Regions from separate parts of the Homo sapiens genome. Here all the other regions are linked to region 3. Evidence: chromatin contacts called from ENCODE Hi-C or POLR2A ChIA-PET data. All regions are on one chromosome and are shown on one strand. Each heading gives the region's core, a stretch centred on a gene start or an enhancer-like site at or near the end of the contact. The rest is flanking DNA. Distances are from core to core; before and after follow the strand shown.

The links. Hi-C counts contacts between places; a loop is a spot of excess contacts on that map. ChIA-PET counts read pairs that join two places held with the same protein, here RNA polymerase II (POLR2A). Pooled maps may share reads with other maps.
Region 1: a pooled map shows a loop between it and region 3 (5-fold over the local background). The contact joins two enhancer-like sites. A Hi-C loop is called at or near these places in 6 of 50 pooled maps. POLR2A ChIA-PET finds 5 or more read pairs at or near these places in 4 of 52 experiments (CD8-positive, alpha-beta memory T cell, Panc1, activated T-cell and 1 more).
Region 2: a pooled map shows a loop between it and region 3 (2.8-fold over the local background). The contact joins two enhancer-like sites. A Hi-C loop is called at or near these places in 4 of 50 pooled maps. POLR2A ChIA-PET finds 5 or more read pairs at or near these places in 3 of 52 experiments (WTC11 and naive thymus-derived CD4-positive, alpha-beta T cell).

Annotation. Positions count from the first base shown.
Region 1 is chr12:31,805,667-31,808,991 of GRCh38, reverse strand. No RefSeq gene overlaps it. Among named protein-coding and RNA genes, the nearest start is that of H3-5, 15 kb to the right of the region's middle. Within about 2 kb of position 1,836, at least 5 of the 41 ENCODE cell types and tissues checked have a DNase peak (open chromatin) inside an H3K27ac peak, as active enhancers do.
Region 2 is chr12:32,024,416-32,027,396 of GRCh38, reverse strand. No RefSeq gene overlaps it. Among named protein-coding and RNA genes, the nearest start is that of RESF1, 66 kb to the right of the region's middle. RefSeq lists an enhancer at 2,108-2,402. Within about 2 kb of position 1,381, at least 2 of the 41 ENCODE cell types and tissues checked have a DNase peak (open chromatin) inside an H3K27ac peak, as active enhancers do.
Region 3 is chr12:31,926,652-31,930,048 of GRCh38, reverse strand. No RefSeq gene overlaps it. Among named protein-coding and RNA genes, the nearest start is that of RESF1, 31 kb to the left of the region's middle. Within about 2 kb of position 1,413, at least 3 of the 41 ENCODE cell types and tissues checked have a DNase peak (open chromatin) inside an H3K27ac peak, as active enhancers do.

The DNA of each region.
Region 1 (3,325 bases), core at 587-3,086, 120 kb after region 3:
CTCAGGAGATTCTGAGAATATGCGCCCAAGGTGGTCGGGGCACAGCTTGGGTTTTTTTTTTTTTTTTTTTTTTGAGACGGAGTCTCGCTCTGTCACCCAGGCTGGAGTGCAGTGGCGTGATCTCTGCTCACTGCAAGCTCCACCTCCCAGGTTCACGCCATTCTTCTGCCTCAAGCCTCCCGAGTAGCTGGGACTACAGGTGCCTGCCACTGCGCCTGGCTAATTTTTTGTTTTAGTAGAGACGGGGTTTCACCGTGTTAGCCAGGATGGTCTCGATCTCCTGACCTCGTGATCCGCCCACTTTGGCCTCCCAAAGTGCTGGGATTACAGGCATCAGCCACTGCGCCCGGCCAGCTTGGTTTTATTCATTTTAGGGAGACATGAGTCATCAATCAAATACATTTAAGAAATACATTGGTTTGGTTCAGAAAGGCAGGACAATGCAAAGCCGGGGCTTCCACGCTATAGGTAAATTTAAATACTTTCTGGTTGACAGTTGGTTGAGTTTATCTGAAGGCCGGGGATCAATGGAAAGAAAATGTTCAGGTTAAGATAAAGGATTGTGGAGACCAAGTTTTATTGTGCAGAGGAAGCTCTCAGATAGCTGACTTCAGAGAGAGCAGGTTGTAAAATGTTTCTTATTGAACTTAGAAGGGTGCCTGGCTCTTAGCTGATTATCTCCTGGATCTGGAAAGGAAGGAAGGAAAACAAAGGGGGAAAGGGGATTCTCTACAGAATGTGGATTTTTCCCACAAGAGACTTTGCAGGGCTGTTTCAAGATATGGCAGAGAAACATGTTTTGCAGTAAAATATTTTGATTTTCTTCCTTGTTATGCCAGAGTCAGATTGGAAAGTAAGTCACAATATACAGGATTAAATAAAACCCATCTGATGAGAATTGATGATTTGTAGGGCATGACTCCCCAGACCCCTTAGATAGGAATTTGGGCAAAAAAAAAAATCAGAGCTTAGTCCTCATATATCACTATAGGATACATTCCTGGAGGTAAAATTGCTGGATGAAGTCAACACTATTAGTTGCCTATTTAAAAAATATCCCCCTCTACACATACACACACACACACACACACACACACACACCCCATTTTTTGTAATAGAACCCTGCTTTTATTTGAAATAGCCATGTGTTCAATTTAAAAACTCACTTTCCCATCCTCATTTGCACTTGTGCTGGTCATGTGACGCTGCTTTTAGCAATAAGATGAAGGTGGTGGTTTCTGAGGGTAGTGTCCTTTTCAGAATAAAAAGACAAAGCTTATTTGCCTTCTTCTTCCTTTACTTTATATTCCTCTTTCTGCCAGGAATATAAATGTGACTCTGTGGTGTCACGCGCATCCGTGTGAAGAGACCACCAAACAGGCTTTGTGTGAGCAACAAGGCTGTTTATTTCAACTGGGTGCAGGCGGGCTGAGTCCAGAAAGAGTCAGCGAAGGGAGATAGGGGTGGGGCCGTTTTATAGGATTTGTGTGGGTAGTGGAAAATTACAGTCAAAAGGGGTTTTTCTCTTGCAGGCATAGGTGGGGGTCACAAGGTGCTCAGTGGGGGAGTTTCTAAGCCAGGAGAAGGAATTTCACAAGGTTAATCGCTCAGTTAAGGTGGGGCAGCAACAAATCACAATGGTGGGATGTCATAAGTTAAGGCAGGAATGGGCCATTTTCACTTCTTCTGTGATTCTTCAGTTACTTCAGGCCATCTGGATGTATACGTGCAGGTCACAGGGGATATGATGGCTTAGCTTGGGCTCAGAGGCCTGACATGTGGGTACAGCAGCTATCTTGTGACCATGAAACGGAGGCAGGAAAATGAAGACCTGTGCACCAAAATGCAGGAAGTCAACGTCATATGTATTAAAATACACTGCGGTAAGTGTCTTCTCTTTCCCAAGTCTCGGTGCATAATTATGTCAACAAAAAGAGTCAAACTCTGTAAAATATTTGAAGAAATTTATTCTGCCAAACATGAGTGATCATGGCCCATGACACAGCCCTCAGGAGATCCTGAGAATGTGTACCCAAGGCGAATGGGGTGCAGCTTAGTTTTATACATTTTAGGGAGACATGAGACTTCAATCAAATACATTTAGGAAATACACTGGTTCAGTTCAGAAAGGCAAGACAACTGGAAGGGGGCTGCCAGGTTGCAGGTAGATTTAAAAATTTTCTGGTTGACAATTGGTTGAGTTTATCTAAAGACCTGGGATGAATAGAAAGGAAATGTCTGGGTTAAGATGAAGGATTATGGAGACCAAAGTTCTGATGTGCAGAGGAGGCCTTCAGGTAGTGGGCTTGAGAGAGAATAGGCTGTAAAATGTTTCTTATCAGACTGAATTCTGTGTTGATATTAATGCCGGAGAGGTATAACAAGGCATGTCTGACCACCCCCTTCCATCACGGCCCGAACCAGTCTTTCAGGTTAAATTTTAAAAGTGCCCTGGCCAGGAGAAAGTCCATTCAGATGGTTGGGGGGCCTTAGAATTTTATTTTTGGTTTAGAATTATTACACAACTTTACTTTCATTTATATGGTATTTTATGAATTACAAGTATGCTTTCACAGACCTTTTCCTTCCACCTCACTTTATTTTTACAGTGTCTCCCATCCACATGACAAGTATTGGTGAGAGGTGACAGCGTGCTGGCAGTCCTCAGAGCCCTCGCTTGCTCTCGGCACCTCCCCTGCCTGGGCTCCCAGTTTGGTGGCATTTGAGGATCCCTTCAGCCCCCCCACTGCACTGTGGGAGCCCCTTTCTGGGCTGGCCAAGGCCGGAGCCCACTCCCTTAGCTTGCAGGGAGGTGTGGAGGGAGAGGCACGAGCGGGAACCGGGGCTGCCTGCGGCGCTTGCGGGCCAGCTGGAGTTCCGGGTGGGCGTGGGCTTGGTGGGCCCCGCACTCGGGCAGCCAGTCAGCCCTGCTGGCCCCAGGTAATGGGGGACTTAGCACGCGGGCCAGTGGCTGCGGAGGGTGTACTGGGTCCCCCAGCAGTGCTGGCCCACCGGCGCTGCGCTCGATTTCTCGCCGGGCCTTAGCTGCCTTCCCACGGGGCAGGGCTCGGGACCTGCAGCCCGCCATGCCTGAGCCTCCCACCCCCTCTGTGGGCTCCTGTGCGGCCCGAGCCTCCCCGACGAGCACCACCCCCTGCTCCAAGGCGCCCAGTCCCATCGACCACCCAAGGGCTGAGGAATGCGAGCAAACGGCGCAGGACTGGCAGGCAGCTCCACCTGCAGCCACGGTGCGGGATCCACTAGGTGAAGCCAGCTGGGCTCCTGAGTCTGGTGAGGACGTGGAGAGTCTTTATATCTAGCTCAG
Region 2 (2,981 bases), core at 132-2,631, 97 kb before region 3:
ATAGACATGGGAATCAAAATAGCTGTAAGGGGCTGCTTCTTTTGAGGCTTCTTTTATTTGCTTATGTCGTAATTTCTCTTTTTCTGATTGATGAAATGCCAGGGTAAAAGGGATAGCTAATTGAACTAGAGCATAAGTGCTGCTCTAATTATTTGGTAGAGTGTCTAGTAAAGGTTTTTTACAGTATTACTATGCATCCGCTTGGGGATGAATAAGGGTGGACTGATGGGTTAGCTTTTGGAAGTGCCTGACCTCGCTGTATCATGTTAAGTCTTCAAAGTACGCTAAATTTTCCTTTTATCGTTGGAGACACGAGGTAAAATTGGTCTTGGAAGATGGAGGCTGAATGGCCCTCGGGGGGCTGACCCTCAGGGTACTGCACTTTAGGAAATAGTAGAGAGAGTTTGGCACACTTTACTATCTTAGGCTGCAGGATTTTGATACCGGCCGGGTGCAGTGGCTCACGCCTATATCCCAGCACTTTGGGAGGCCGAGACGGGCGGATCACGAGGTCAGGAGATGGAGATCGAGACCATCCTGGCTAACAGGGTAAAACCCCGTCTCTACTAAAAATACAAAAAAAAAAAAAAAAAAAAAGTTAGCCGGGCTTGGCAGCGTGCGCTTGTAGTCCCAGCTACTTGGGAGGCTGAGGCAGGAGAATGGCTTGAACCCGGGAGGTGGAGCTTGTAGTAAGCCGAGATTGCGCCACTGCACTCCAGCCTGGGCGACAGAGCGAGACTCCGTCTCAGATAAAAAAAAGAAAAAAAGACAAAAGAAGAAAAGGAGCTACCATGCAGTCCATGCCTTGTCGATTAGAGGACTATCTGAGTGGAAAGGGGATAACTTGGACTTCTAGCCTACTGTGTGCACAAGCATAACAATTGCTTTTATTTAGAGTGCGGACAGAATATTTAATGTATTTTAGCTAGTCATTTACATCTTGATATCTTGTTTTAATTGCTGTGGTTTGCTTTAGATTTTTTTACTTTTACTACAAAGACTTTGGTTTTGTCATTTGGTATGAGAGGAGTGATAACTGAACAGGCATTAAAAGTAATAATTTGAGGTGAGTTAGATTTAGTTACATTAATAAGATGGGGAGTAGTTAAAGGAAAGAAAAGATAGATAAAGTTTTCTTAGCTTTAACTTGGTAGGGCTTGACCCTGGAACAATGACCTATAACTTTGATGGTGATGACGCTTTTTTGACTTGGGTATGATGTGTCTATCCTTTTCTGCTGTGCGAACGGCAGTCTCGGTGGTTAGCAGCACAAGGTAGGGTTCTTAGGCTGCCTCGAGTTTTTCTTCTTTCTATCTTTTGATGAGGATGTGGTTTCCAGGCAGGTGCTGGTGTACGGCTCCTCTGGTTTGTTTCCTTTCTTGGCTCATGCATGAGGTCGCCTGGTCCACATCATATGTGAGGATCATTTACTCCAGATTGCTGGCCAGTTTCTTCTGCCTTGTTGAGAGTCCGGGTCTATTCATCACACCAGATGGGTCTCAATTTCTTACTACCCCTGAGGCCACCACAATGAGGCAGTGGGAGACCCCCTCATGAGAGGACTAGAGACCACCCCAGAGGAAAATGTATCCCTGTACGGACCACCATTTCTTATATGTAAAAATGTTTATTTAGAAATAGAATGCTTGTTCCCCAGTGCTACAAAGAAATAACATTCAAACATAAATTTAATTCTCTTAGCAAGGCAAACTTTACTTTATGCAGAAAGGGGCTCATAGCAGATGGAATAATGGCGAGAGCACCAGTAGAGACAGGTTTTCACCATGTTAGCCAGGCTGGTCTTGAACTCCTGAGCTCAAGTGATCACCTGCCTCAGGCTCCCAAAGTGCTGGGATGGAAAAGGAGAGTGCCTTGGATTGGCCCTGGCGAAGCAGGGACCATCCCTTTATCTGCACAGGGCGCCAGTTCACCTCAGTCTTTAATTTGCCACAGACCAAATCCTTCATCTAGATAAGAACCTCAAATGAGGTACTTAAAGCCCAGAAAGCTTTGTAACTGCACCCTTGAGCTGCTTGCTCAGGCCCACTCCCACCCTGTGAAGTGCTTTCTCGCTTTAATGAATTCCTGCTCTCGTTGCTTCATTCCTGCATTTCATTTCTCTGCTACTTCGTACGTTTTGTTCAATTCTTTGTTCAAAATGCCAAGGACCTGGACAACTCGTAGTCAAGACCCTCTACCAGTAACACTTGTTGCTCCTATTCCTCCTGGTGCTATTTATTGCTACTGCACATGTACCCTGTGCCCAAGGGTAGAACGACTTTCCAGCTTCTGAAGCACAGAGGCTTGGGGAGGACAGATTGTCATGTGACTCAGGACTTCACTGAACCTTGTTCATACAGTTGACCACATTCCTTTGTTTGGATCACTAAGGGAGAGTCATTATCATTACAAGGCAAGATCCTGGGCAAAGCACATTTTAGACCCCAAAATATTTTGTCCTCTTTGCAAGGCATTTCATCTATTATTTCCTTTTTAATCCAGGATGGGCAAAAAAAGAAGTTGTAATGTTTGTATTCCATATTTGTCGTTACAAAAGAAAGATATTTTCATATTCCAAAATTGTAAAAGTAAACAAAACACAGTAACAACAACGAAAACTATAATCAGAAGGAAGGGCACCAGGTTCAGACAGTGGTGGCTTTGAAAGAAGAAGTAAGTGAGATTGAAATTGAGAGAATTAAAAAAAAGATTTTAAGTTTTTTTTTTTTTTTGAGACAGGGTCTCACTCTGTCACACAGGCTGGAGTGCAGTGATGCAATCTCAGCTCATTGCAACCTCTGCCTCCCTGGCTCAACTGATCCTCCCACCTCAGCCTCCTGAGTAGCTGGGACTACAGGCGGGTACCACTACGCCCAGCTAATTTTTATATTTTTTTGTGGAGATGGGGTTTAGACATGTTGCCCAGGCTGGTCTTGAACTCTTGAACTCAAGCGATCTGTTCATCTTGCCCCCGCCCCAAA
Region 3 (3,397 bases), core at 164-2,663:
CAGGCTTCTCCTAAAACCTGGAGCACGTCAAGATAATGGAGACAGCCTTACATTCCTTGTACCAGGATCTGTCTCGGGTTGACATCTGGGGCGAGTCAAGGTAACATAGACAGTCCTTGAAACGATTTATTTTAAGGAGGAGGGTCTGGAGCAACTCTTAGGACCAAACCGTAGGTAAGATAAAGTAGAAGTAATTGCTCTGGTGCCAGGATCCTCCTTAAGTAAATTTAGGAGACATTTCTTAATCACCCTGGTACGAGGACCCTCACGGATTAGGTAGATTTAGAGGGCATTTTTGGCCTCTGACCTTCTAGTTGAAGCAAAATTAATTACTGATAAACTTAGGCAAATGTGATACTGCACGTAGGCATGTAGTCCAAACATGTATGAGCATGGGAAGAATTGTAATACCTTGAGTTGGTCTGGCGAATAATCTCTGATCTTCTCCCTGTATCCAGTTACAGAAATAAACTCCCTTCTTTCCCAGTCCATCTGCATCTCATTATTGGGCTGTGAGAACATACAGCCAGGCCTGGTTCGGTTCGGGAACATCTCCACCAAAATTTTTTTTTTTAATTAGCTGAGTGTGGTGGTGCTAGCCTGTGGTCCCAGCTACACAAGAGGCTAAGGCGGGAGGATAGCTTGAACCCTGGAGGTCGAAGCTGCTGTGAGCCATGATCATGTCACTGCACTCCAGCCTGGGTGACAGAGCCTAAAAGCAGGGCATAAATTTCCCATTGAGGAAGGTGCTTCCCCACCCACCCAGTACCAGGGAGAGAAGAGTGATTTTTACCAAAGATGGGAATTAACACCAAGATGAATTTGCATAAACAGATCTTTCTAAAATAGCCCTTATCTTCCATTAATTCCCCCATGTTTCCTACTCAGTGCCCCACAATTAGTTCCTTGAAGCTCAAACCCTCTTTCCTTTGTTAAAAAGGTACATAAAACCGCAAGTCTAACTACTTCTTTCCTGAGAACTCTTTTGCATGCAAATATTAATAAAAATGGTGTGCCTTTTCTCCTGTTACTATGTCTTTTATTAGTTTAATTTGCAGGCCCTCAGTTACAAAACATAAGAGGGTTGAGGAAAATTTTTCCTCTCTGACATGTTTCAGTTAAAAAGGAACCAGCCTGACCAACATGGTGAAACCCCGTCTCTACTAAAAATACAGAAATTAGCCCGGTGTGGTGGTGCATGCCTGTAATCCCAGCTACTCAGGAGGCTGAGGCAGGAGAATCGCCTGAACCCAGGAGGAGGAGAATCGCCTGAACCCAGGAGGCAGAGGTTGCAGTGAGCTGAGATCCTGCCACCGCACTCCAGCCTGGGCAACAAGAGCGAAACTCCGTCTCAAAACAAAACAAAACAAAACCAGCTGAAGAAGTTCCTTTGATTAACAGCACAGCACGGAAATGTTAGCTCTCCTTAGCCAAACCTTGAAAGATACTCTTATTTAATCACAGTTTTAAATGTTAGCTTGCTTACCTTAAAAAAAAAAAAAAGCCAGAAGTCAGATATTCATGATGTGAGATAAAATTCTTAAGTGTGGAGGGAACAAAAACTACAACCTTTTGTAAAAGTCACAAAAGGCCAATCTATTGTATCACATATCCTCAAAGAAGAGTCAGGGCATGCTGAAACATGCTGTGTTTTGTTTTTACTAACATTTTCCTTATTACAAAAATGTTACATTCTCATTAGATAAGAATACTTAAAAAAATAAAATATTATCAATATAATTAATGCACTGGTGTTTTTCCTCCTATAACTTTTCTGTGCATAGTTTTCCCTTTCTTTAATTACATGTTATAATGTAATCCTTATAAACATAATTTTAATGATTGAATATGTTTCCAAGGAAAAGAAATATAGTTTACTAAACCATTTCTCTAGTCGTGGACAAAGAGTTGATGGAGACATTTATTGTGTGTGTGCTTTTACATTGACATTTTAAAAACAAGAACTTCTGAAAAATACAAAAGTACAAAAAGTTGCAAAAATTCAATTTCCTACTTTCCTCCCCAGAAATAACCACTGTTTAATTTTATTTTGTGCATATCTTTCCAGACCTTTGTCTTTGAACATACATTCATATTGAAAGGCAAAATCCTTACACAAATTTGCTAAATTAGTTATAAGATTGCTTAACTTTCTCAGGGCAATAAAGACCTGGAACATTTGGAATTAATGTCTCTATCAGGTGGCAAAAGCATCCTAACAATGTATCAATGTTTACAGATTAATTTCTAATCTTATAGAGCAGTAGTGCAGTAGTTTTTCTGTACCTTCGTCAGATGTTGGTTCTTGTCGGCTCTTCATATTTGTGGGTTTTACATTTGAGGATTCAACCAACTGCAGATCAAAATATTTTTAAAAAAGTAGTTGGGGGCGGTGGCTCACGCCTGTGATCCCAGAACTTTGGGAGAACAAGATGGGGGAGGATCATTTGAGCCCAGGAGATTGAGACCAGCCTGAGTACATGGGGAGACTCCATGTCTACAGAAAATAAAAAAATTAGCCAGGCACTGTGGTGTGTGCCTGTGGGACACAGCTACTTGGGAGGTTGTGGTGGGAGGGTCGCTTGAGCCTGAGCAGTTAAGGCTGCAGTGAGCCGGGATCATGCCACTGCAAAACTGCACTCCAGCCTGGGTGACAGAGCAAGACCCTGTCTCAAAAAAACAAAAAACAGGCTAGGCGAGGTGGCTCATGCCTGTGATCCCAGCACTTCGGGAGGCTGAGGCGGGCAGATCACCTGAGGTCGGGAGTTCGAGACCAGCCTGACCAACATGGGGAAACCCTGTCTCTACTGAAAATACAAAAAATTGGCGGGGTGCAGTGGCTCACGCCTGTAATCCCAGCATTTTGGGAGGCCGAGGTGGGTGGATCACGAGGTCAGGAGTTCGAGACCAGACTGGCCAATATGGTGAAACCCTGTCTCTACTAAAAATACAAAAATTAGTCGGGCGTGGTGGCACTCGCCTGTAGTCCCAGCTACTCGGGAGGCTGAGGCAGAAGAATCACTTGAACCTGGGAGGCAGAGGTTGCAGTGAGCCGAGATTGTGCTACTGCACTCCTGCCTGGGCAACAAGAGCAAAACTGTCTCAAAAAAACCAAAAACAAAACAAAAAAAGAGGCCTAGCACAGTGGTGTGGAGTTCCAGCTACTCAGAAGGCTGAGGTGGGAGGATTGCTTGAGCCCAGGAGTTTGAGGCTGCAGTGAGCTATGATTGTGCCACTGCACTCCAGCCTGGGCAACAGACTGAGACCCCGTCTTTTTTTTTTTTTTTTTTTTCAGATGGAGTCTCGCACTGTGGCCCAGGCTGGAGTGCAGTGGTGCGATCTCGGCTCACTGCAAGCTCCGCCTCCCGGGTTCACGCCGTTCTCCTGCCTCAGCCTC